Regions from separate parts of the Homo sapiens genome. Here all the other regions are linked to region 1. A link is a contact called in ENCODE Hi-C or POLR2A ChIA-PET data. All regions are on one chromosome and are shown on one strand. The core of a region is the stretch at or near the end of the contact, and the rest is flanking DNA. Distances in the headings are between cores, read along the strand shown.

Region 1 (3,477 bases), core at 277-2,776:
ATGGGACTGGGGGCTCCACCCACCTCCACTCCCCTCACCAGTCACTTTTGTACGAGAGGCCGGACCACAACTAAACCTAGTTACACCCTACCAAGTGGGAAAAGCCCAATTCTTCAACAAGATCACCTTTGTCTTCATAAGTTTAGCCAAGATCAGCATTCAGTTTTCCTGGCCAGTTGGACACTGAGGGTCTGAACTCTTAAAAGGATCTATCAAAAATTCAACAACCTATACAATAGCAGCCAAGTTCTCCTTTCCCCGTACATAGGCAGAAACTCCCTACATTTGCCACAAAAGAGTCCTTCTATTTCCCAAGGGGTACAGGATCAGAGGGAAAAGCTTTTTAAAACAAAGCGACAGGGCAGCCGATCAGACTGAGATCTAAACATACTGAACAGATTTAAAAAAAAAAACAAACTAAAATTCTCTCCCCAAAAGAGACCAAGAAAGATCAGACCCAACCATCATCTGAAGCATGCCAACCTCTCCCGGATGAAAACCCTGCCTTGCTGTAGAAGCAGAGGAGCTATCCTTGGTACGGTTCCCATTCTGGTTCCTCAAGACCAGAAGGGAGTCGCTGCACGTCATCAGGTGAGGCTTTCACGCCCTGCTGGCATTCACAGCTAGCACCCCGTCCAGCGCTGAACACCCGCCACCCCTGTTCCCGACACCAGCGGACTGGACAGCAATAGTGGGCCCCCAGTCTATACAGTTGCGCCGCACAGCCCGGCCACCTCACTGCGTCTGCGCACAGAGCGCCTCCCGCCCGCCCAGCCCTCCCCCCACAGCGCGCGTGCGCACTCGAGGCCCTAGAACCAGGCCGCGCGCGCCCAGGGGCGCCTCCGCCCGGGCCTCCCCGTGCGCGCACGCGCGCCCCTGCCGCGTGCAGCCGCCGTCGCCGCCGCCGCGCGCCCCTCAGGCGGCCGGGCCCGTCCGCGCGACGCCTCTCGCGCTCTCTCGGCCCGACTCACCTCCTCCGCCGCCGGCCGGGCCCGGCTGCTGGTCCTTACGCGGCGGCTGGGGTGGCGGCGGCTGCGGCGGCGACACGCGCTGGTAGAGCGGCGGCGGAGGGGGCGGCTGCGGCGGCGGGTACGAGGCGCCGGGGGACGGTGGCGGTGGAGGCGGCGGCGGCTGCTGGGGAGGCGGAGGGGGCGGCGGCGGAGGCGGCGGAGGCAGCGCCGCGAAGGGGAAGGCCGCGGTCAGGGCCCCCATCGAGCCCACGGGCGGGGGCGGCGGCGGCCCGGGAGCCAGCAGCCCCGCCCCAGGCCCGGGTGCAGGCGGAGGGCCCGGCTCGAAGCCTCCTTTGGGCCCGGGGAGCGGGGGCAGCCCGGGGGGGCCCAGCTTACCCAACGGCGTGGCGTTCGCTCCGGTCGCCATGGCGCCCCCGGGGACAGGCACCGGCACCTGCTTTTCCTCTGCGGCGGCTTCTCCTTCGCAAGCCTCCCGGGGGGAGGGGACCCGAATGCGCTGCCGGAGCGCGCGGAGCCCGTCCTCTCACGCGGCGGGCGGCGGCGGCGCGAGACGCACAAAGAGGGAGGAGAGAGGGCACCGCGGGGGCGGGCCGGGGGCGGCGGGGCCGGGGCCTGGATTGGGCCGGGCCGAGGCGAAGGGTCGAAATCGGCGGCCTCCGATTGGCGGAGCCTCAGTCCTTCTTGATGCGCGCTGGGATTGGCCGAACCGTTAGGCCAAGCGAGGAAATGGCGGCGGAGTTCGGTGGGCTGGGAGGTGTCGCAGCGCGCACTTCATTTGTTACTGCGTGAACTGAGCTCCGAGTCCAGAAAGGAGGGGATGGGGTGGGGCGAACTCTATGACGGAGCGACGGCGAGCTCTCTCATTGGCTGCGGTGGTGGACTCAATCAATCTCGCCTGCGTTGTAGTGTCGCGGGATTGGCTGTCGCTGGTTCCAGCCTTTTTCTACTCCCCTCCCCCAGGGGGCAGTTTCTCCGGGATTAAGCGAGAGTCGCGGCGGAAAAGGCCCAGCCGGAACGAGATTTACGGCGGGGGAGTCCTGGAGCAGGAAGTGCGCATGCGTAGATGGAGCAAAACCGCCTCTCCACCCGTCTCCCTTCACCATCGACCCTTGGGTCCAGCAAGGAAGCCCTAAGTGACGTCAACCTTTGTTCCCATGGTAACGCAGAACCTTGGGGCGGGAGCAGGGGAGGGGCTGGCGCGCGCCGGAAAACCGGCTCAGTTGACGCTGCAGGTAAAAAGACTTCCTGTTTTTTTGGAAAAAAAAAAAAAAAAAAAAAGTGACCCAAAAAGCTACGAATAGAGACGACTTATCGAAGGATTTAAAACAGTATTTGAACTGATGCAACAACATATTAGATGAAAGGTAACAGAAGGTTGTCAGTTCAAAAATTACAAATACACACTTCTATTGGAATCTCCACGGAGTTCAGAGGATTTAATTAAATGATCTTAAAATCGTATAAAACAATAACTACGGCCGGGCGCGGTGGCTCACGCCTGTAATCCCAGCACTTTGACAGGCCGAGGCGGGCGAATCACAAGGTCAGAAGGTCGAGACCAGCCTGACCAACATGGCGAAACCCCGTCTCTACGAAAAATACAAAAATTAGTTGGGTGTAGTGGTGCACTCCTGCAATCCCAGCTTCCCAGGAGGATGAGGCAAGAGAATCGCTTGAACCCGGGAGGCGGAGGTTGCAGTGAGCCGAGATGGGGCCACTGCACTTCAGCCTGGGTGACAGAGCGAGACTGTCAAAAATAAAAATAAAAATAACTACTACAGTACTGGGAAAACTTTACAAGACGGAGCAGGAGCTTGCCTTTCCAGATGACAAACATAGTATATAAAACACAATAGGCCAGTGCCAAGGCACTGGGAGGCCAAGGCGGGGGGATCACCTGAGGTCAGGAGTTCGAGACCAACCTGACCAACACGGTGAAACCCCCGTCTCTACTAAAAGTACAAAAATTAGCCGAGCGTGGTGGCAGACGCCTATAATCCCAGCTTCTCAGGAGGCTGAGGCAGGAGAATTGCTTGAACCCAGGAGGCGGAGGTGTAGTGAGCTGAGATCGCACCACTGTACTCCAGCCTGGGCAACAGCATGAGACTCCGTCTCAAAAACAAAAAACCACAATAATAAAACAATATGATATTGTTGGTAGGAAAGACACATTAGTGCAACAGAATCCGGAAATACCACAAATGTAGTATTTTATTTCAATCAGGAAAAGATGATTTCGTTGATAAATGGCGTAGAATCTTAAATTTAAACAACAAAACATTTAGAATATAATTTAGGAGACTATAAGGGTATTCTAGGGGTTGAGAGACTGCAAAGACAGGAACCTCAAACTGTAAAAAGATATACTTGATTACCCCGAAAATTAACACTGATAAAAGTCAAGAGACAATGATAGATGAGGAAAAAATATTTGCCATACATGATAAAGAGCCAATACCTGTAATATACAAATACATCTTAAAAACTAATTAGAAAAAAGGCAAAA
Region 2 (3,477 bases), core at 978-3,477, 2.6 Mb after region 1:
GATCCACCCGGCTCGACCTCCCAAAGTGCTAGGGTTGCAGGTGTGAGCCACCGCGCCCCGCCAAATCCATACCCAATCTAAAGTCACAGACCACATGTCACAGACAAGATTTGCTGTGTTGAGTGTGTTCATTCCTTCTTTCTTTTTTTTTCTTTTTTTGGAGACGGAGTCTCACTCTGTTGCCCAGGCTGTAGTGCAATGGCGTGATCTTGATTCACTGCAACCTCTGCCTCCCAGGTTCAAGCGATTTTCCTACCTCAGCCTCCCAAGTAGCTGGGACTATAGGCATGCACCACCACTCCCGGCTAATTTTTGTATTTTTAGTAGAGACAGGTTTTCACTATGTTGGTTAAGCTGGTCTTGAACTCCTGACCTCAAGTGATCCACCCGCCTTGGCCTCCCAAATTGCTGGGATCGCAGGCATGAGCGACCCTGCCTGGCCTAAGTTCATTCTGTCAACAGCGTTTTTGGTTTTTGCTGGGTGTAGTGGCTCATGCCTGTAATCACAGCACTTTGGAAGGCCAAGGCAGGAGGATCACTTGAGTCCAGAAGTTCAAGACCAGCCTCCTGGGCAACAAAACAAGACCTCCCCTCTAAAAAAAAAAAAAAAGAAAGAAAGAAAGAAAAGAAAAAAGATTATGTGATTATGTCATTCCAGTTACTTGGGATTTGAGGTGGGAGAATCACTGGAACCCAAGAAGTCAAGGCTGCAATGAGCCACGATCTTGCCACTGTACTCCAGCCTGGGTGACAGAGTAAGATCCTGTCTGAAAAACTAAACAAAACAAAGAAAAAAAAACCATAAAGTTTTTTTTTTTTTTTTTTTTTTTTTTTTTTTTTTTTTTAAGATGGAGTCTCGCTCTTGTTGCCCAGGCTGGAGTACAATGGCATGATCTTGGCTCACCGCAACCTCCGCTTCCCAGGTTCAAGTGATTCGCCTGCCTCAGCCTTCCCGAGTAGCTGGGATTACAAGCATGCACCACCATGCCCAGCTAATTTTGTGTTTTTAGTAGAGACGGGGTTTCTCCATGTTGGTCAGGCTGGTCCTGAACTCCCGACCTCAGGTGATCCGCCTGGCTCGGCCTCCCAAAGTGCTGGGATTACAGGTGTGAGCCACCGTGACCAGCCAGGTTTTCGGGTTTTATCTGTTTGAGACTTGGTCTCACTCTGCCGCCCAGCCTGGAGCGCAGTGGTGCAATCTTGGCTCACTGCAACCTCTATCGCCCGAGTTCAAGCGATTCTCCTGCCTCAACCTCCCGAGTATCTGGGAGTACAGGTGCGCGCCACCACACCCGTCTAATTTTTTGTATTTATAGTAGAGGCAGAGTTTCATCATGTTGGCCAGGCTGGTCTCCAACTTCTGACCTCAAGTGATCCACCCACCTCGGCCTCCGAAAGTGTTGAGATTACAGGTGTGAGCCACCGCCTCCGGCCTGTTTGTTTTTTTGAGACAGGATCTCACTGTGTCACCCAGCCTGGAGTGCAGTGGCACCATCATAGCTCACTGTAACCTTGAACTCCTGGCCTCAAGTGATCCTCCCAACTTGGCTTCCCAAAGTGCTACGATTACAGGCGTGAGGCATCGTGTCCGGCCTCAACAACGTTTTTTGAAGTGTCTATTCTGTACCAGGTGCCTAAATGTGCTTAAATTAAGAAGGGAGTAAACGCCAACAAAATCCCATATTTACAGGTCTATCACTGACCCCCAAAACCCTATTTAAGGCGGGAACCTGGCAACATAGCCTGGCAGTGAGCTGGCCACTCAGTAAATGCTCCGATTTGCAGGGTCCTCGAGCCAGAGGCACTTTGAGGAGACCCTGATGCAGCCGCCTCCCTTTCTGGAGTGAACCGAAAGCAACGCGACCTGCCTTTCATCACGCAGCCGGCCTGGCAGTACCCGTCTCCAACAGGGCTGGGGATTGCATTTACATTCACACCTGCATACACTTCCGACCCTGCTCCATCCAAACTCAAAACACCGTAGAACCAAAACGGGCTCCCAGAAAGCCTTGCTGGGAAGACCGAGGGTCCTGCGGAAAGGATTCTGCAGGCTGAAGGCTAGGCGCCTCGCCACTCTAGGACTACAATTCCCGAGAGGCCTTGCGACGGAAGCCATCTTTGTTCCCCACCAGGCTAAGCGATTTTCCGGAGGGGGAGTAAGATCCCTTGCGTCACCGGCGCGCGCAGCTGCCGTCGCGGAGAGATGATGTTTAGGTCCGGGACTGTCAGTCAGTGCGCGGCCAGGTACGGGCCGACGGGCCCGCGGGGCCGGCGCCGCCATGGCGGCCGTGTTTGATTTGGATTTGGAGACGGAGGAAGGCAGCGAGGGCGAGGGCGAGCCAGAGCTCAGCCCCGCGGTGAGTGCCCTGCCCTGGCGCGACTGGATCCTGGAGCCGATCCTGTCACCCAGCCGAGGCCGGAGCGGCGGCTCCGCACGCCCAGAGCGGGCTCCGACTCTTTGCAGACCCAGATCCTTCTCAGATCCCGGTCTCTATTAAGTTCTGATCCCACCCTCACCCCGACCTCTCTTCCAGAACCCCAGCCTTTTCTCCCGATTCTCCCTTTCCTGCCTTCGGTTTCTTCCCAATTCTTACCCATCCCCTACTAGCTGCCATCCCTGACACCCTTCTCTCCTGGGCCACGCAGTCCAACCTGAACGGGAGCGGGGAGGTATCCTGGCACCTTCCTTGGCTCTTACCCCTCGGTTTCTCACAGGACGCATGTCCCCTTGCCGAGTTGAGGGCAGCTGGCCTAGAGTGAGTGAGGGTCGTGTTGGGGGAGGGGGGAATGGAGTGGGGAAGGGGAACTGGGGAGCACTGGAGCCTTGTCCTCATTAACTCCTTGTGTCCGTAGGCCTGTGGGACACTATGAAGAGGTGGAGCTGACTGAGACCAGCGTGAACGTTGGCCCAGAGCGCATCGGGCCCCACTGCTTTGAGCTGCTGCGTGTGCTGGGCAAGGGGGGCTATGGCAAGGTAGGGGCGGGCGCACCCTCCTCCTGGCCTCACAGCCTCCATCTGGAGGCAGCAAAGGGTTCTCAAAACAAATTAGACTTGTGAATCAGCAGGGCCTCTAATGGGATTCAGAGCCAGAAACATAAAGGAGGGAAGGCCAAATCCTCTCCAATCGGACTTGAAATCTTCACTGCCCCACCCTTGGCAGGGCCTAGGCCTCCTGATCCCAAAGCCAGAGCTTCAGGGTGGGGCTTCTTGAAGATAGGATGTGGAGAGGGAAGTTGATCCTGTCTCCCCTGCCCTACAGGTGTTCCAGGTGCGAAAGGTGCAAGGCACCAACTTGGGCAAAATATATGCCATGAAAGTCCTAAGGAAGGTGAGTCACTCGTTCAGCCAACGAATACTGTGTGGCTGCCATTCCCAACATGCTGTACCAGGCTTTGGGAAGACAGCAGGGAACACAGTGGAGGAGGATCCCTGACTTTGGCGTTTGCTGGTTTATTGTCTGTTGTGATGTGTATTGT
Region 3 (3,477 bases), core at 340-2,839, 2.2 Mb before region 1:
GCTCATAACAGATATCTGATATATTTGCACTGAAAATGCTTAGTCAAAACTCATTCTCTTTCCCACAAAGTAAACTCGTGAATTTTATAAAGTCACAGAATAGCTCTGTATTTTTTTTCACAACTACATGTAAATCTGTATTTATCTCAAAATAAAATCACCGAAATTGAATAAAACAACATGGGAAGCTCCCTTTTAGAGATGGGGGCCACCACCAGAGTGACAGAATCGCAGGGCCTTGGTTTCTCAGAACCGAAGGATGCTCCCCATCTCCCAACTCACCTTGCCGGCAGGAAATTTGCGGAGAAATTCAGGGGTGCGGTTGGTTTGGCCAAAATGGAAGTGGGGTGGTGCGGAGAGCACGCGGACCTGAGCCCCGCTGTACTGAGCAGCGATGAGAGCCTTGAAGGCCCTCCAGTTTTCAGGATACGTGTACAGGGTCTATGGGAGAAAGAGAGGGACAAAATTAATGAGTAGAAGGGTCCCAGTCCTTAATGCCACTCTCCAGGATGACTTTCCTGAATAATCCCAATGTATTCAACTCACCCTTTTACTTCCTCTGGTGAACCAAGTCCTTTAGTACTTGTCATATGTAATCAGAATCCTCCGAAATACCAAGAACAGAACTACACACCAACTGCTAAATAAAGCTTGTTGACAGATTTGACCTTCCCTAAGGACACCTCTGGAAGTATTCTCTTCCTCTCAAATCTATCTCCAAGAAATCCAGAACTTCTAGCTCCATCAGACTCCATCTGCCTACAAACATACTCTCCTCCCTTCCCGGAGCCCTCGCTTCATTCATTGATGGTTCCGAGCGCCTGCCTACTCTACTGCTCAGCTGCTCACCGCTTCAAAAGCATCGTCCTGTCTCTAAGGCACGCACGACGATCGAGAGATTTCTAGTTCCCCTCAGACTAGCCAGAGATAGGGGATGGCATGCCGTCTTCTTAAATCAACTCCTCTCTCTCAAAAAGCCTTTCTTTCCGTGTCGCGAATATCATCCCTCCGGTCCTGTCCCGCAGCGAGTTCCCCGGCGTTGGGCTTCTCTATTATGCCGGCCAGCGGAGTCCAATTGGTCTGACTTCACTGTCCGGAGAATCCTCTCGCTCCCAAACCTCCCTGAGAGACGACCTTTAACCGTGCCAGCCGGACCTGCCTACAAAGACCCTCCTCTTCAACCTGTCCCCTGTGTTACTCCACAAAACGGACACAGAAGTTCGTCAACCTGCCCAGATACCACGCCTCAAAGCGGCAACAGAGCCGAACCCCTTTCTCAGGCTTCGGACGGCCCAGACCCGGCATCTCTTTTCTCCTCTTCCCCAGACCCTTCCACCTCTGGCCTCCGAGAGCCCCAGCCTCAGTTCCCCTCCAGGCCCTAGGAACCCTACTCTCCAGCAGTACAGTCTGTAGACCCCCGAATCAGTTCCCCACTCAACCTCAGAACTCCTCTGGCGCCGACTGGCCCCACTCGGGCAAAGGATGGCGGTGGATAGGATGACCCGAACCACCAGAGCCAGCAAACTTACCCCAGCCGCCATGGTGATTCCGCAAAGAAAGGGGGTGGGGTTCTCGGCGCTGCCGCAAAGTAAGCCGCCCGGGAGAGAAGGGAGGGGGAAAGAGGAGAGCCGTGGAGAAACAGCAGCCGGAAAGCGAGGACGAAACAGAAGACATACGTACGACAGTTCGGTATCCAGTGGCGCTGAATTGGAAAAAGAACTGGGTGGGTGGGGCCTGCTGGCCAGCGCGGAAAAAGCTCGGGCCTGCGCATTGGAGCTCTTGACTGGCCCGCCCCCCAGGTGCAGCGGGCCAATCGGAGTCTAGACGTGGAGGTAGACAGCGTGGAGGGCGGGGAAGTTGTGAGAACCCGCTGGAAAAGCCGCGAGTTCTTGGCTACGTGGCGCGGTTGTTGGCCCGGCGCGGCCAGTGCTACTGGGGGCGTCCCTCTCTGGCCCTCCCAGGGACAAGTGACTTGATGGTAGATTTTGCCAAGCCCCTCACATGATTCTATGAAACTCATGGGAGCGAGGAACAGCTGCTGCGCGGAGGTGGCAGTGTGTGTGCTAAATCCCTTTAGTTCCTGCTCTGCTTTTCCTCCAGAAAGGGATGAGCGTCTAACAGGGGCCCCGGTCTGAACCCGCCTGCCAAAGTGAGGTTTGCTCACATCCAACCCCTGACAGCTCCAGGGTGCTGTTACTGCGAGCAGGGCACCGGCCCTCCGGCCCGAAGCAGGGCAGGGACATGAGGGAGAACGCGCCCTGTCCCTCCCACCTCCTCCGGACTCGGCCCCTGGAGGGGCTGACGCTGGAAGACCTGACATCGTCGCTTCTGATGTTCATGGCTTTTGACCCATGTTCAGGTTTGAAATCTCTTACCCAGTTTAAGAACGGGATGAACTCTCCTCGTTTAAAGGAGAGAATGAAGAACGCTGAACGCAAATCTCCGTCCTTGTGCGCATAAATCTGAGGCGACAGGAAGAATGTGGAGGCAAACCTGGCTCTTCTCAGTACTGCTGGAGCCACCCACCGCTCTGCCATTCAGGAACTCTGCGCGGGTGCCAGGTGCCACGCGCGGTGCTGCCCCCGCACTCCCCTCGAGCTGTGCGAACTGTAGGAAGGAGAAGCTGGTGGGGTGGAGAGCAACAGGGAGAGACCCATGTTCGGGGTCAGACGGGAGCAGCTGCAGGAAGTTCTGGGGGAGGGGAAGGGGGATTATGACCAGATGGAAATGAAAGGAAACGGGAGACTGTATTAATAAACTAGCAGCTTTATTGCCCTTCAGGGGCCATGTCTTCACTTGAGATGTCGAATTGCTTGAGGGAGGAAAACCTGTAAGAAATGATGGAGATCAGGGAACAGGCCTTGGGGATCCTGGAGCGGGGTCACAGTGAGCATTCGGTCAGCCGGGGAGACAGACGCCACAAAGCTCAGCAGGGGCTCAGTTTCTGGCCTCTCTTCGCCACCACTCAGTCCTTTCAGCTCCTGGGTGACCTGAGCCTCAGTCGCCAGCCACCCTGCTCTTGTGCCAGCGCCACCTCCAGCTCCCTCCTTGGTTTGCTGCTGCAAGCGTCTACGGGCTCGCCGCCGCCCTTGCCACACTCGGTGCCACAAGGCACAGCGCCAGCTCGCTGAGGAGGGCAGGGATGCCCCCTTCCCTGCCTCACCCTGAGACCATTCTTGGGCTGCCTCATGTCCCTTGGGCCCCCGCTCTGCCAGGGCTGCGTGGCTGGGCTGCCCCTCTTCTCCAGGGGCTCCATGCTTTCCAGTGGTCAGGGGCAGGTCCCCTGGCTGCCCAGGGCTCTGCATGGCCCAGTCCTGCACCATCTCTCCAACCTCTATAACCATCTCTTCTACCCTGTCTTCCCCACCGTCCCCTGCACATCCCTGCTGCTCCTCTTTCCCCTCCTCACAGCAGTTTTTCTGTCCATCTACTTTGAGTCTTTTGCTTGTCCCTCCCTGAGAGGACTCCCCAGTTCCA
Region 4 (3,477 bases), core at 308-2,807, 2.2 Mb before region 1:
GATCATCTGGGAACAGAAATGCACAAAGAGACAAATAACAGTAAGTTTCAGAGGGACCTAAATTAAAAAGCCCAAGAAAATATGAGTAAAGACTTACATTCAAGGATAGACTTCCAAATCCCTTTCCTTTGCCCCCAAGAGACAGAATAGTAAAGTTCCTGCTAACCTCTCAATAGCCTTTCCTGAATACATCCAATGAATGAATGAACGAATATGAATGGGTACTTAGTATAGGATCCTCTCTTCCACCAGAAGTTAGAAACCTCAGAAGAGACCACTGCGGGAGGGAGGGAGAGGGATTCTGCTCCACTCACCTTGTTGAGCTCCTCAATCCGTCTAACCAGGTAAGGATTGCTGGAAGAGTTCTCAAAATAGACGTAATCTGTAAGGGAAGGGAGGGGGGAGAACCACGAAGATCAGAGGAGATGGGAGACGCAGAGCACCAGGGTAGGAGAGAAAGTTGGCCTGAGTGGATCAAAAGGAGATAAGGATTCAGGTAGAAAGGGCGCTGAGATGTGAAAGTGGACAGACTAAGAGAAAATAAGGATGTCCCCCATCCCCACCGCACCTAGTTCTAAAATTAGATCCTTTACTCAAAAGAGAGCCTTAAGGAACAGGCAAGAAGCAGGGGTTCCCCTGCAGTCCCCACAACTCAGCGATGAGTTGCACCCCAGTCGCGGCGAAGTAATTGTCCGCTCTAGCGCAGGGCCCCTACCTTTTCGAATCGAGGCGCACAATAACGCCTGGGAAGAGGAAACCTCCGGGCGGCTCCCCCGCGGTGGCAAAGCCGTCGCCCCAGCCCCTCGCGTTCCCTCCCTACCCTGTCAGCTCCTTCGGAACCGGTTCCGAAGGCCACTCCGTGCCCCGGGGAGCCCCTGACGCAGCCCCGAAAGTGCCGTCGGGGCTGCCCGCAGCTTCTCTCTGGGAGTCTCGGAGCCCTGCCGCGTCGCGGTTCCCCGCACCCTCTCTCCTCGTCTCCCGGTTCCGGTTCCGGTCCGCGCTCCGGTCCACGCTGCCCCATACGCTGCGCCTCGCGCCACCCGGTGCCGAGCCCCTCAGGTCCCTACCCCAACCTCTCCCGCCCCGGGCCCCGTATCCCTGCGCCCGGTACTCACCTCCCACCCGGTACATGTTGGCCGCCATGGCCGTTCCCGCCGCCGCCTCCGGCCGCACAAAGGGGTCCGGGAGGCTCGCGGGGGCAGGGCTCGGCTCGAGGCAAAGCCCCGAACGGTGGGCTGCCGCTTCGAGGGAGTCTCACTGGGGCCCGCGCAGCCGGCACCTCCGCTGCCTCAGCCGTCGCGGTTCATCCCGGCCCGCGCTGTCGCCGCCGCAGCTATCGCCTCACTCCCGGGACGCTGAGGCTGGCCCCCGTCCGCTCGGCTTCTTCCGGAACGAGCTCGGCTCCTGCCAGGCCAGAGCCAGGCTCCAGCTACCCCCGCCCCCGCGGAGTCCCACTAGTCGTTGGGCTCTGCCGGCCGCAGGGAAGGCTTGCCGGGCCCGCCTCAGGGTTCGCCTCCTTCCGGAACACCTTCGGCCGATCCGGAGAACAAGGCCCACTGCTCGGCTCAGGTCGGAGAGCGAGACCCCGCAGATCGGCTACTTCCGGAAGAAGTTCGGCTCCTGTCGGGCAACCGCTCGGCTATTTCCGTCGCAGCTCGGCCCCACCCCCTTTTCCGAGGGCGGGAGAGGAGTCGGGCTTAACTCTGTCCTCGCTGGAGCCCTGCAGCTCCTCCTCGCGCCCCAAAGACTCGCGCGCCTTAGCGCTTCGCCAGGTTATTTGCAAGCGGCTTTGCCTGTCATTTGCATAAATGGTCTACGCTCCCTTACCCTTTCCGCACGCCTCTTTTCCTTCGTCCCCACCCCACAGAGCCCCGGAGGCGCCCGGCAGCGCCCCACAAAAGCACCGGGAGGCGACTTTGGTTCTGGTTTATTGCCCCTCAGCAGGCAGCGGGAGTCAAGGCCTAGGCTGGGGCTGCCCGGCTCAGCCAGCGGGTCTAAACAGTGTGTGCAGGGGCGCCGTTCGCGCCCTCCAGGAAAATGCGCGATCGGGAATGTCTCGAAGTCAGTCCAGGAAAGAGTCGGCCCCTAGTCGTGGGGGATTGGGCCAGGGAAGGGCAGGGCGGGGCGGGGCCACGCCGCCGGGCCAGTCGGTCCCGCCAGGCAGCGATCAAACGTCGAGGGAGGAGGCGGGGGACAGGGAGGGGGTTCGAGAGGGCGTGGCGGGCGCCGGCCCCGCGCCCCCAGCGCCCAGCACTCGCCACTGGAAGATGCTGGCGTCCTTGCCGCCCAGCGAGACGAGGTGCGAGTCGTCGTGCGTGAATCGGACGCTGGTCACGTGGCTGCCGTGGCCCCCGTACATGCGGCTCGGCGCCTGGGCCGGAGGGAAGAGTTGCGGTGGCGGCTGAGCCCTCGGGCCCACCGGTCCCACCCCGGCGATCCCCGCGGCCTCACCTTGGCACGAGCGCACGGGTACTGGAAGAGATGCACTTTGCAGAAGTCGTCGGCCACCGCCACCACGCGCTCGTTGTGGGAGCGGCACAGGGAGTTGATGTCGGTCCCATCGGAGCCGTCCGGCCAGACGCCTAGCACAGCGGCCGGCCTCAGCCCGACCTCCTACCCACCGCCACCCACGGCCCAGAGCTACACCATTTCAGGCGCTCCGGCAGCCGCGGCCACCCACTGCCGCGTTCCAGGCAAGCCTTCCCGGTCCCGAGGGGCCTCCTGGGCTGGATCTTCAGGTTTCTGGACTCTCACCCAACGACACACGCCCAGCGTTCCAAGCCCAAACTGGGCTCCACCTTGTCCCCCACCCTTCCAGCAGGTTTCCACGCCCCTGCTCACCGTAGACGTGAAAGCCCAGCACACAGGTGTAGGTAGCCCATTCCCGGTCTCGGCTCTCATAGCGATTCTTCAGCTGCTTGCAGCCTCCAGCCACGTCCCCTGGGGAGAGGGAGCCCGCCCAGCTCAGCTCTCACCCTGCCCTCAGTAGGGAAGATGCCAGGGAAAGCCAGACTGGAAAGACTGGCATGAAACCCGGCGATGGCATGTGATCTGGTCACCGTAGTAGCATCACCTCCTCCCCCTGTGAAACCCACCCTGTGTGCGTCCTGTCCTGAGCTCTGGCTGAAGTTCTAACAGCTTCCACGAGTTCCTCCTCCCTAGATAAGTCAAGTGCTCCACACTTGCCCTGAGAAACTTTTCCCAAACAATCTTTTCTTAGCGCATTTTTGAACTCCCTCAAGTCAACAAGACATGGTGTGAAACTAGTTGTTTCCAAATCACGAAATTTCTCCTACATATAATTCCAACTCCACTTTAACCCCATCTCCACTTCCTTATCTAACAACACCTCTAACAGCCCCCCCTACACAAAACCCACTCCAATTACCCTCTCCCCATGTCCTGCTCCACTGCCACTCACAGTAAAGAATCTCATAGTCCCCAGAATTGGACATGATGAAATTCCCATCCTTGGAC

What was found. Hi-C counts contacts between places; a loop is a spot of excess contacts on that map. ChIA-PET counts read pairs that join two places held with the same protein, here RNA polymerase II (POLR2A). Pooled maps may share reads with other maps.
Region 2: a loop to region 1 is called in a map with no recorded cell type, with 5 times the contacts of the local background. The contact joins the promoter of RPS6KB2 here to the promoter of SF1 in region 1. A Hi-C loop is called at or near these places in 1 of 37 single-sample maps with no recorded cell type and 1 of 50 pooled maps. POLR2A ChIA-PET finds 5 or more read pairs at or near these places in 1 of 52 experiments (CD4-positive, alpha-beta T cell).
Region 3: a map of CD8-positive, alpha-beta T cell shows a loop between it and region 1 (17-fold over the local background). The contact joins the promoter of EEF1G here to the promoter of SF1 in region 1. A Hi-C loop is called at or near these places in 1 of 168 maps with a recorded cell type or tissue (CD8-positive, alpha-beta T cell) and 2 of 50 pooled maps. POLR2A ChIA-PET finds 5 or more read pairs at or near these places in 1 of 52 experiments (activated B cell).
Region 4: a loop to region 1 is called in a pooled map, with 11 times the contacts of the local background. The contact joins the promoter of MTA2 here to the promoter of SF1 in region 1. A Hi-C loop is called at or near these places in 4 of 50 pooled maps. POLR2A ChIA-PET finds 5 or more read pairs at or near these places in 2 of 52 experiments (PC-3 and Panc1).

What each region holds. Positions count from the first base shown.
Region 1 is chr11:64,777,016-64,780,492 of GRCh38, forward strand. SF1 (splicing factor 1) reads right to left here and starts at 1,527. Exons shown (of 13, transcript NM_004630.4): 1 at 1,347-1,527. The coding sequence starts at 1,377. RefSeq lists silencers at 672-981, 1,242-1,641 and enhancers at 1,304-1,905, 1,882-1,991.
Region 2 is chr11:67,426,267-67,429,743 of GRCh38, forward strand. RPS6KB2 (ribosomal protein S6 kinase B2) reads left to right here and starts at 2,228. Exons shown (of 15, transcript NM_003952.3): 1 at 2,228-2,357; 2 at 2,716-2,756; 3 at 2,854-2,974; 4 at 3,261-3,329. The coding sequence starts at 2,280. RefSeq lists enhancers at 1,772-1,921, 1,938-2,705, 2,022-2,271, 2,706-3,473.
Region 3 is chr11:62,572,302-62,575,778 of GRCh38, forward strand. It overlaps EEF1G (eukaryotic translation elongation factor 1 gamma), which reads right to left and starts at 1,590. Exons shown (of 10, transcript NM_001404.5): 1 at 1,530-1,590; 2 at 283-441. The coding sequence starts at 1,541. TUT1 (terminal uridylyl transferase 1, U6 snRNA-specific) reads right to left here. Exons shown (of 9, transcript NM_022830.3): 9 at 2,751-3,477. The coding sequence ends at 2,793. RefSeq lists enhancers at 1,559-1,758, 1,714-2,675, 2,459-2,518, 2,676-3,477.
Region 4 is chr11:62,600,308-62,603,784 of GRCh38, forward strand. It overlaps MTA2 (metastasis associated 1 family member 2), which reads right to left and starts at 1,558. Exons shown (of 18, transcript NM_004739.4): 1 at 1,116-1,558; 2 at 315-382. The coding sequence starts at 1,143. EML3 (EMAP like 3) reads right to left here. Exons shown (of 22, transcript NM_153265.3): 19 at 3,422-3,477; 20 at 2,842-2,940; 21 at 2,452-2,582; 22 at 1,911-2,371. The coding sequence ends at 2,168. RefSeq lists enhancers at 429-1,139, 574-623, 2,004-2,053, 2,562-3,271 and silencers at 874-953, 1,034-1,133, 1,204-1,253.